Regions from separate parts of the Homo sapiens genome. Here regions 1 and 2 are each linked to region 3. Evidence: chromatin loops called from intact Hi-C (ENCODE). Cell type or tissue: B cell. All regions are shown on one strand.

Region 1 (4,000 bases), 75 kb after region 3:
ATCCTCCCACCTTAGTCTCCTGAGTAGCTGGGACTAAGCGGCCACCACACCCAGCTTTTTTTTTTTTTTTTTTTTTTTTTTTTTTTTTGTAGTGACAAGACCTTACTACATTGCCCAGGCTGGTCTGCAACTCCTGGCCTCAAACAATCTTCCTGCCTAGGTCTCATCTACCAGGACATTCTAATATCCTTCAAACAATTTTCTTTTCATTCTGACAACCAAAAGAAAACTCTCACAGCTATTTGTTTAAGGACAGCAAATTATATCTCTACAAAACTTGACTGCAACCTTCTTGATGGCTAGGATGGTACCTCAAAAGCAATGTCTGACACAAGTGGATATACAATGCATATTTAGTGAATTTAAATAAACTATAAGAAAACTAGTACAGTATTTTTTAAGTGTGCCTTAAAACACTAATCCTGAAATACATGCTGTGAAAAAAATTACATAGTCAAAAGTTTGGTAAATTATGCAAACTCTTTTATTATCCTCTTACTGAACACCGATGAACATATTAATAATAAATTAAAATCTCTAAAAAGTGCTGAAATATCAAAACCAACCTAACTCTTTTAAACTTAGCATCTCAAATAAACTGGCTACTAGAATCTTTTTTTTTCTTCCTCAGACCATTAAGACCCTTCAGATATGCTGTCAAATACCTTGGGAAATGCTGTAGTAGAGCCCAGAAGATGAAAGTATAAAACTGAAAAGTGGCAGGAACCACAACATGCCTGAATATTTAAGTATATTATTGAATTTACCTTCAATTTCACTGGACTTTCTATGAACTACACGTTTTCCCAAACAAATTGCTTAGAACTATAATGAGGGCAGCAAGTGAAGACAAGGTGGAAACTTAAGCATTCATTCTATCTATCTCAGCTCATAATAATGAAATTTACACAATGTTTCTGAAGTACATGAACCATTACTTAAAAGGCTCATATAAAATAAAATATTGCCACAATTAGATTTAAACAGACACGCACATGCACACACACACATACACAGTACTTTGCCAAACTCTTGCTTGGCATCAAAGGCCTTTCTTCTTTCCAGGCTATTCTGTCAAATTAGATATCAGTTTACAGGACCAAGGCCAAAATTATATTTCTCAAAAAGCACGGACCACTGAAATGAGTAACTATTTAACAATAGCCTGAGAACAAATTAGCAAAATATTAATAAGCTAAAGTATTAATAAGAGAAAAATATTAATATGATATGGGACTAAGTTTACAAAAATTATCTCAAAAATTTCCCAAATGATTTCCAGTACGAAAAAGTATCAATCTAAGTAGAAAAATATTTTAGAGAATGGGATGAAATTGATGCTGCTGTTCAACATTAATGACATACAGAAATAAACATATTATGGTTATCAGTGCTACTCTCACATATCTTGCCTTTGATCCAACAAAAGAACACGTCTGACCTATGACTCAACTTACAGATTTTTTTTAGGGTTATTTACTTTTCATTAATTTGAAATCTAGCGAATTCTGAGCAAATTTTAGAGGAAAAAAAAGATGTTTAAAAAGTCTTTCTAGATCCGAAGTCACTCATGGATTATTCAGTGTCAAGATGCATTCAAGAAATGAGAGAACCCAAGCAGAATATTTAAATTTGAGAACAGTAGTGAGCTTTTATAAAAACCTGAGATAAAAAATGATGGGAGAAGGGAGGATAAATATACTATTAATGTTCATAAATTAATAAAGCCTTGTTAATTGGAGATGAAGTATTAAGAAATTATTCTTTTTGAAAGTTTTTGGTTCCATAAAACAAACTACCAATATTCCAAAGCAGCAATTTTGAAGCATAAATATCAATGATTAATGTAGAAACATTATTCTAAATTATTAGAGAAAATAACCAAAATAATCCAATTAAATGTATTACTGAAAAGTATTGTTCATGCTTTTAAATAGTGCTGGAAAAGTACCAAGAAGGAACAGCTTGGTGTTTTTGATACATTTACTGGAGAATATGCATAAATATCTATTATTATAGCTACAATAAGGAGGAAACCTTGACCCACTTAAGAACAATCGATATCTAAAAGACAGATCAGCATTTTTAAAAAGAAAGGCTCTATTTGCGTAAGTTCTGATAGGGTTTATACTTTTTATGAGCAGTGTACATTAGTTACTTTGGAAAGGATCTTTTCACTGTATAAAGATGTAGTTAAGTATTATTTTTACATACAATATCAATGCTTGATCCCTTTTATCAAAGAACATTCTATAAAAGTCATTCCAAAAGTAAATCAAAAAGCCAGAATGCTCCTTCAAATAAAAATAATTTGTCACGGGACGGATTTTTATATTCTCTACCTGTCATGTCAAAGAATTCCTATAGTATCAAATCCTGAATCTAAAAGCTTAATTGTGACCACAGAATTTCTATATTTCCCTTTTAGAGATGTTACAGTTTATACAGAAATTTTTCAGTTCATTTCAAAATATGTTAATACAAACGTGTCATAAACCTTTTTCTATGGTCCCAAAAATGTTCCCATCTTTCGGTATTCAAGACTCATCAAGGTCTCGGGTTGCCCAGACAATGAATAATTTTATTTCTTGGGATATTTATGAGATAATCTGCATGAAGTATAACAAGCAATATAAATATGGTCCACAATCCAAGGTCAAATTAGATTTCTGTTCTGAATTCACTGGTTTATAACTAGTGGCTTAGCATGATTTCCTGAGATACTTTTAACAGCAAAGCCCATTAAAAGAAGTATATAAATAACGCATTTTTCTTATACTCCATATTTATACTATTCTTACACACCAAAACTACAGGAAACATTCAGACAAAGCGTGATTACTGAATTCAGAGTCATTCATATTCTGACTATCATTCTGTGTGGTAATTTTAATACCTGTAATCCATAAGGATATATTTTGAAGTATAGGAATAAACCAAATATTTTTCGCCCATAATTTAAAATCCAGACAAAACTTTCAGATGTGAAACATAAAGGAGACATTATGCCTTACCTCATACTCAGAAATTTCAGGCAAGTTACTTTCATCTGATTTCTCTAGCTTTTCAGCAGCCCACTTGCTTGCAGCCTCAGCAAGTTCCTTTTCAGTTAGCCTACTGGGTTTGTCTAACACCTAATAAAAATAGAACATTTCTGTTACAATTCTCAAGGGCTTTTAAACTTCAAATACACCAAGAAGTACACTCCACTTACATTTAAAATCATATAAGCCTCCAAATTTCTATGGAGAACAGGTACATTCTTTATTTCCTCCTTCAAAAATATTCAACATGGAATTACTTTAAGTAGCAATTCCTTTGGGACATATAGACCAGATCTAATTCTTAATTTCATTTACATAAGACTCTAGAAATTCATCTAAGTAACAAAGCAAAAGACACTGACAATTAACTCATATAATAATTATATTTAGAATATAAAAGACATCATACTGATTTCAACTTTGTGCCTTTAAGCATATTTAATGAAATAAGTAATGTCTAAATTTCAGTAAAGCAAACTCCTAATACAACAGAAACGTACAGATATGCTATTATTACAGTGTACAGTGAGTTACATAAATCCTACTCCTTACACAAAATTTTTAAACTTAAATTTCATTTTTTGATCCTACTACTAGTTCCTTTATCTAACTGCACACAATACTAAACAAGGTATGGACTTTGCAGTTATATACAGACCTGGCTTTGAATCGCAGTTTAATGACTTGCTAGGTAGATGACTTTATACACCTAACTTACGACACCATGAGCCTTGGTTTCTTCATTTACAAAATAGGGGTTAATAATGCTCACTTTGCAAAGCAGTTGTGAGAATTGAAGGAGGTAATAGATCTGGAAGTATCCACAATAATGCTTGGTACCTTAGTGTTTCTTTCTTTTCCATATTCACTGATGTGAATCTATTATACTAAAACATATCTGAAAATCAATCAGCCAATGGGCTCAATATAAAAATGAAGAAAGTAAAATGTCTTTT
Region 2 (4,000 bases), 810 kb before region 3:
CCTGACCTAAGGTGATCTGCCTGCTTCAGCTTCCCAAAGTGTTGGGATTACAGGCGTGAGCCACTGAAAGCTTCATCTGTATTTACAGCCACTACCTCCATTGCTTGCATTACTGCCTGAGCTCTGCCTCTTGTCAGATAAGTGCAGCATTAGATTCTCACTGGAGCACAAACCCTGTTCTGAACTGTACCTGTGAAGGATCTAGGTTTCATGCTTATCATGAGAATCTAATGCCTGATGATCTGAGGTGGAACAGTTTCATCCTAAAGCCATCTCCGCCTACCCCCTGGTCCATGGAGAAATTGTTTTCCATGAAACTGGTCCCTGGTGCCAAAAAGTTTGGGGACTACTGCTTTATAGTCTGTCTAGTTCTGTACATTGGCCTATCTTGCACCTTTAGTGGATTTTTATCTATGCATGATTTTTGTAACATCATGATTTGTTATTTGGAATATATTGGTTCACTCTTTTACATGGTTCTTCCAAATGTACAGTGAAAAATGCCACTGTACACTTACGAGAGAATGAGCTTTTACACACAAATAATGTACTAGCATTATGCCAAAATTATTTGACTCACAGACTCTGTGAAAGTGTCTCAAAGACCCACAGGGACCCATGCTACTAGAGAGCAGCTGCTCTATGGCATCATCATGGCCTTTTTTCTCGACACTATTTAATAAACACTGTTTAAACTCTCTATTGCCCCTTCTACTCTCACAAGTACCTTCATATCACCACTTTGACCTTCTTTTGATTTACCATATACAGGTATTTCTCATTTCAGAAACTTTGTTACTTCTACTTGACTTCTAATAAAGCTTTAGTTTAGATGCTCCTTTTCCCAAGAATCCTACTCTGACTTTCCTTAATTTGGGTTAGGTATCTTGTCTTAGATATTACTCAAATTAATAACTTTTTTTTTTTGAGACGGAGTCTCACTCTGTCGCCCAGGCTGGAGTGCAGTGGTGTGATCTCGGCTCATTGCAACCTCGCCTCCCGGGTTCAAGAAATTCTCCTGCTTCAGCCTCCTGAGTAGCTGGGATTACAGGTGCCCGCCACCACGCCTAGCTAATTTTTGTATTTTTATTAGAGACGGGGTTTCACCATGTTGGTCAGGCTGGTCTCGAACCCCTGACCTTGTGATCCACCCGCCTCGGCCTCCCAAAGTGCTGGGATTACAGGCGTGAACCACCGTGCCCAGCCCTCAAATTAATAACTTATTTATTTGAAATTTCTAAGTAGATTAAAACCTTTAGGGACAAGAACCATAACCATCTCAAAAAGTATTTGACAGATACTATATTCTTCATAAATCTTTTTTTTCATTGTAACAAATATTTCAAAATAATGATATGGAACTGCAGGTAATGAGATGGGTTTCTACTGCATTAAATTCGATTTTTATCGGTCTATATTTGCAGTATTGAAGTAACTCAAGCCTGTTACGTGGAATTTTATCTTTGTAGGCAAAAATAAACTTTCTGCTAAAACTTTCCATTCTTCAAGGGACAGTTCAGGTTTCACTTCCTCTAAAACAACAATAAGTGTTTCTGATCACCTCTGTCTAACAACTATCGCTCATTCTTTTAAACATATGTAGCCCTAAAGTATTCTTATACTGCTCATTTGGCAACTTGCCACGTGTTCTTTATCTTGGAGTGCTGGTTACTTTGGGTCCATGTTTTCCCCACAAGTTCTGAGCTTCTCAAGAGTAGTGACCATGTCCTCTTTACTTTTGGAGCCTCCCTATACATTTCACATTTTCTTGGTACACAGCAGATGTTTAGTAATTGATTTTGATTTATTGGCTTTTTTTGTCATTGGAATCTCAGTCTTCTCTAAAGGACTGTTACGAAATATTTTATTGGTGATTTTTTAATTTGCAGTACAGCCTTTCTTTAAACTTGGATCTGGAGAACCTACATACACAATGAAGCAATTGTACATATAAGAAGAAAAGCACATCCAGTTCAAAGTCTTCTTGGGCACTCCCTGGTTATATTGTACAGGACTGTGACCCCAAATAATACATACTTTTTGAAAACATCTGAATTAGTAAGGAATAGTTAAAAGTGACAGAAACAAAATTTAAAATAACTTAAAAAGGAAATTTATCGGCTCATATAATTGCGAAGTCCATGGGTGGAGATGTTTGTATTTAAGCCTGACTAACTCCAGAAGCTCAAACAATGATATCAGCTTATCCGTCTTGTGGTTCTGTTTGTATTTGTGTTTCTCTTCCTGATGGCATCATTCTCTCATGCCTTAGACAGGATCTCAAAGAAGCTTACTCAGTGCTTGGTGCTTACAGCCTACAATCCACAAGGCAGAGACACATCGTCTCTCCAGCATCCAAATTTGAAATCTTGGTGGAAGCATTCTAACTGGTCCAGCTTAGTTCATGTGATCATCATTTGGACCAATTACTAAAGATAAAATGCTGGAATACCATGATGGGATAACTCTCAGCCCTATATGCACCAGTGTCATTCACAGGCTAGCCATAACCGTATGAGTTGGGTGGGGTGGTGTTGTAAAAGCCTGACAGAAGTTGATGTGCTGGACAGAAAAAGATTCTAGGTATCAACTATGCCTGGGTTCAAAGATTTCTCTGCAATAATATTAAATAGGTACTTGGTTAATGCAAGGAATATGTAAAGTTGGAAACAAAATAAAACATGTATTTGGGTTATTCAGATGGGAAAAACATTGGTTACTTGGAGGGGAATATTGTATTTCCTCTTTTAAAAGTAACTAAATTCTAATTTGGAAGAGAGATGTGTATTTACCATCATATTAGCTGTGGAATGTAGGCAAATTATTTACCCTTTCTGAGTTTCAGTTTCAGATCTAGAGATCAGTAGTTTTTAACTTGGGCTACAAATTAAAATCACTTGGGGGAGCTCTTAAAAGGAGCTCCTATCAGGAGACGCCCAGGCCTCACGCTAGACAACTTAAGTCAGTGTCTGGGATAGGGATTCAACGTGATTACCTTTATAAATCCAAAGGTCATCCTAATGTATTCCCAAAGGTGAGAATCATTTCTCTAAATTCTTTCATTCCTTTGGTATACGATACATGTATTAGTTGTAAACTATGTTATTTATATTTACTGGGTTTGGGGTTGTTTCTGTGTCAACCATGTCTTCTATTTTCTGGGTTCTGATGCTTTGACATCTGGGCCCTTGTTGACTCTGGAAGGACTCCCTGCCAAGGTTGATCAATTCCAAGAGATGGTAAACAATTTGCTCTTGAGCTCTTTTCAAATACCAACCAACCAACTCAGAGCCCATGCCCCAACCACCACCTCCTTTACCAGACTCTTACACTCCAAGACACTATCCACCTGCCCTAATCACCCAAGATCAGGTACCAGAAAACCAAGGACAGCCGACAGCCACTATGTCCTATAGCCACTATGTCCTAAATATGCTAAACTTATTCAAATGATCCAGTCCTAAACCTGCTTACCCTCTTCACCTGTTCTTTCCCAGGAAATCTCAATAATTGCTCTTGCCCACAGTTTCCCCTCCCTCTGCCTCCTGAATGACCGAGGTGTTTCCCCGTGTGGCCCTTTCATAACATGGTCAACCCCCTTTTTCTTTTTTTATCTTTTTCAAATTTTTATTTTACTTTAAGTTCTGGGATACATGTGCAGAACGTGCAGGTTTGTTACATAGGCATACGCATGCCATAGTGGTTTGCTGCACCTATCAACCTGTCATCTAGGTTTTAAGCCCCACATGCATTAGCTCTTTGCCGTGATGCTCTCCCTCCCCTACTCCCCAGCCCTCCAATAGGCCCTGGTGTGTGTTGTTCCCCTCCATGTGACCATGTGTTCTCATTGTTCAATTCCCACTTAGGAGTGAGAACATGCTCAAATTGTATTTCCCGTTCTAGATCCTTGAAGAATCCCCGCACTGTCTTCACAATGGTTGAACTAATTTACCTTCCCACCAACAACGTAAAAGCATTCTTATTTCTCCACAACCTCACC
Region 3 (4,000 bases):
CTGATGTTAGGGTTCTGTTTCCTGTAGGGTGGGACGTTTTATGAGAATAGGGTATCCTTATTTATCCATGGCATAGCACAGTACCTGGCACGCATGTAGCTGATATTCAGTAAGTGTTTATAACTGTAAAAAGCTTCTAGAGCTGATAGAATGGGGAGAGGGTGGAGTGCTGGTGAAGCAGTTAGAAAAGCAATATTTTGACAAACTACTTAGAGAGAATCCCTTCTTACAACTTAGAGTGGGTAGGTTTTGTGTGGTACTAAGGTATTGAAGTAGACAGGCCCTAAATTCCTGTCTCCTGTCTTTTTTTTCTTTTATTCCTTCTCAGCTCTGCAGTATCCTTTGCAGTACTCATTAAGGGATGTTCCTTTAAAGACATCAGAAAAACAAACAAGCAGAAATTAAGTTTTCCTTTCAGAGTGAGCAAAGTACAGCTCAATGTGGCTTCTCTCCAGTTTGCCTGGGGAGGCTGACTTCAGGTATTCAGAAAATAGCACTCATGGAAGCAAAGAAAGCTGATGTTTGAGAGAACCTGATAAAGAAGAGTTTACAACATTTAGCAAAACAGCCTTTGTCTTTGTGTTGTGTAAAATTCAGAGAGCAAATTAAATGTGTTCGTGTAGTGGCTGGATTTTGGACCATTTCACACAGTCTGTGTAGTAATTTGCAGGATTCACCCAGGACTCTCTCTCTTGCTGATCTCTTGTCTGACCCCTTGGAAGACTGGCTGAGGAGGAGTAGTCTTTTTTTTTTTTTTGAGACGGATTCTTGCTCTGTCACTCAGGCTGGAGTGCAGTGGCGCGATCTTGGGTGACTGCAACCTCTGCCTCCCAGGTTCAAGCGATTCTCCTGCCTCAGCCTCCCGAGTAGCTAGGATTACAGGCGTGCATCACCACGCCCAGCTAATTTTTGTAGTTTTAGTAGAGACAGGGTTTCACCGTGTTGGTCAGGCTGGTCTCGAACTCCTGACCTCAGGTGATCCACCAGCCTCAGCCTCCCAGAGTGCTGGGATTACAGGCGTGAGCCACACCACCGGGAAGAGTGGTCTTAAATGTGCATATTTTATGGTGCATAATTTATGATGTCCCTAATTGTCACTACAAATTACATTCCTGAAGAGCAATTTAGCAGCTGGGTGCTAGTTATCTGAAGGTTTGCAGTTCTGCTGAGTTGGCTCAGCTGGTCTTCTCATTAGCTACAAGAGGCCAAACCCTGTACCTAGGGAAAGGTAACTTTTAAAGATTAAGTGAGCTGAGATGCTCAGTTCTGTATGTTGATGCCATTCTCACTGTCTCTTTTGCAGATCCAGCTCTATTTTGCTTGCTTACCAGAGGAAAAAGTTCCTTACGTTAACAGCCCCGGAGAGAAGCATCGGATTAAACAGCTTTTGTACCAGTTACCACCACATGATAATGAGGTAAAATAGCAGGAAGAAGGCTAATTAGAAAAAAGAAGAAAAAATGCATGAGAAGCATTGAGATGCTGCTCATAAACCCCAACTCCTCACTGGCGAGGGCTCCCTTTTGCCTTTCTTTAGTTAAAATTTGGCCAGAGAATACAGCTTTCCATTCTTTGAGAGAAAGAGAGAAAAGAGTATCAGTGTAATAAACTTAACACAAGTTGGTTTTTATAGTGTTTGCAGCCACCCACCAATGATCAGGAACCTACAAATTCCTGAGATTTCCCAGCCCCTGCATCCAGAGTGAATGCTTTATGGTCATTCAGGCCTGCAGTTGAGTTGAGTGCATGTAGAATGGAGAGTAAAAGTGGCAATTAACAAGTTTAAACCTTTTGTGGAAAGGTTAATGTCCTATATATATTTTTTAATTCTGTGTTGATAAGGGTTTTCAATTAAACATTTCTTATTTAAAAAAAAAGTATTCCTTCACATTGCATTTCCCTTTTTCTAGAGAGGCTGTAAAATTCAGATATGGTGTCATTTTAAAATCGTGGGGGTGTGACACAGGCGAGCTAAACTTACTGTTTCACTTCCTGAAACCCTAACTCTGGAAGTAGAGAACTGGTGAGAAAGACTGTGCACTCAGTGTGGTGTTTCTGTTTTGCTTTCTGTGAAGGTACGGTATTGCCAGTCTTTGAGTGAAGAGGAGAAAAAAGAGTTGCAGGTGTTCAGTGCTCAGCGGAAGAAAGAAGCACTGGGAAGAGGAACAATTAAGCTTCTGTCCAGAGCAGTCATGCATGCTGTGTGTGAGCAGGTGAGCAGCCCCTTCTCTGATGCGTAGCTTGTGGCAGTGATGTGGATGGGGTGGACAGTCGGGGGTAGGTGACTGGACTAGCAGAGGTGTGGGTCCTGAAAGCCTCCAGAAAATGAGAGAAAGACAGCCTAGCTTTTTATTAAATAGCAAATCATGTTTCATATTTGTAACTAGCTACACTGCTGTGTATGACAGCAGGAGTCAGTCACCCTTATGCAAACATTGGGTGAAATCCTGCCTTTGGTAGGATCCTGGCATGGAGGTAGGTGCTAGGATACATCTCGTATTCAAAAGATGCAGAAACATAATGAAGACATTCAGATCTTTGCTGGCAGTTCTCAGAGTAGGAAATGTATCCAGCAGGAGGCTGGCACAGGAAAACCACTATTTGTGTGAATCAGATTACACCGTCCTTAGAAATAGTTGTAGTATGTCTGAGACACGTGCCTTACAGTGGAGAATCACCAGTAATCCAGCATTAAAGAGCTATTTAATCACTAAAAGAGGTAGCAAAAATAAATACATTCCTGACAAATTCGAGATTTATCCTAAAGTAGGAAAGCCTGAGAATCCTGTCTTTAAAAAATGATCCTTTTACATTCAAACCCATTTGTTTGTAGTGTGGTTTGAAGATAAATGGAGGTGAAGTTGCAGTGTTCGCCTCCCGTGCGGGCCCTGGTGTGTGCTGGCACCCATCCTGTTTTGTCTGTTTCACGTGTAATGAGCTGCTGGTCGACCTCATCTATTTTTATCAGGATGGAAAAATTCACTGTGGCAGGCACCATGCAGAACTGCTCAAACCACGGTGCTCAGCATGTGACGAGGTAAAAAAAAGTTCATCCTTTCACACTGGGAAAAATAAGCTTAGATTAAGCCAATATTCCACTGTTTACATCAAGCAAAATACTAAAATTTCCTGGATTTTGTTCTGTGTGCATGTTTTAAACATAATCCTGTACATTCATACAATGAAATGATCTATATTTGGTTGCTGCAAAAGTAATTGCGGTTTTTTGCCATAATGGTCAAAACCGCAATTAATTTTTCACCTTCCTGATAGAAAGGGAAGCAGATGTCTTTGTACTTTGATAAGTATTATGTCTTCAGTGGGTTGTGAGAAAATACAAGCTGCAGAAGAGCATGTAGTAGATGGTCTCATTTTTGTTAAGAATTTAAAAAACAATATGATATATGTATTTGTTTATGCTCAGAAAAGGTATGGAAAGACAAATACCAAATTAATAGTAGTTACCCTCGGGGAAGGTGGGAATGGATGATGGCTTGAAAGGAAAAATTTTTTCCCTTTAGCTTTTTATTTTAAAATAATTTTAGATTTACAGAAGAGTTGCAAAGCTATTACAGAGAGATCCTGCATGCCCTTCTCCCAGCTTCCCCTGACACTAACGTCTTACATAACCATAATATATGTATCAAAACTAAGAAATTATCAGCAGTGTAATACCATTAACTAAACCATAGTCTTTGTTTAGATTTTCCCAGTGTTTTAACAGATGCTCCTTTTCTTATCCAAGATCAATCCAGGGTGCTTCATTGCATTTACTCGTTGTATCTTCTTAGTCTCCTTCAATCTATGACAATAAACTTTGTTTTTATTTTTATACATTCATTTACTTTATACATTTTTTTCAACAATGTTCTATTTGAACATATTTTTGTTTTTGTTTTGTTTTGATTTATTTTTTTGGGATGGAGTTGCTCTCTGTTGCCCAGGCTGGAGTGCCGTGGTGCAATCTTGGCTCACTGCAACCTCCGCCCCGCGTGTTCAA

Evidence for each region. Peaks named below come from ENCODE experiments on the same cell type or tissue, not always from the same donor. Only the 100,000 strongest peaks of a DNase experiment are listed, where the experiment ranks them.
Region 1: it touches region 3 in a loop (2.2-fold over the local background); 3 of 110 quality-filtered maps call a loop at or near these places.
Region 2: it touches region 3 in a loop (10-fold over the local background); 3 of 110 quality-filtered maps call a loop at or near these places.

The regions. Positions count from the first base shown.
Region 1 is chr12:42,392,704-42,396,703 of GRCh38, reverse strand. PPHLN1 (periphilin 1) reads right to left here. Exons shown (of 10, transcript NM_201439.2): 8 at 3,015-3,134. Among named protein-coding and RNA genes, the nearest start is that of PPHLN1, 69 kb to the right of the region's middle. In B cell, no CTCF peak of the experiment used is centred here; no DNase peak of the experiment used is centred here; H3K27ac peaks cover 381 bases.
Region 2 is chr12:43,276,042-43,280,041 of GRCh38, reverse strand. No RefSeq gene overlaps it. Among named protein-coding and RNA genes, the nearest start is that of LINC02461, 120 kb to the right of the region's middle. In B cell, no CTCF peak of the experiment used is centred here; a DNase peak (open chromatin) is centred at 1,531; H3K27ac peaks cover 326 bases.
Region 3 is chr12:42,467,663-42,471,662 of GRCh38, reverse strand. It overlaps PRICKLE1 (prickle planar cell polarity protein 1), which reads left to right. Exons shown (of 8, transcript NM_153026.3): 3 at 1,304-1,417; 4 at 2,076-2,213; 5 at 2,834-3,037. Among named protein-coding and RNA genes, the nearest start is that of PRICKLE1, 120 kb to the left of the region's middle. RefSeq lists enhancers at 2,000-2,049, 2,060-2,159. In B cell, no CTCF peak of the experiment used is centred here; DNase peaks (open chromatin) are centred at 2,072 and 2,932; H3K4me3 peaks cover 2,018 bases; H3K27ac peaks cover 3,896 bases.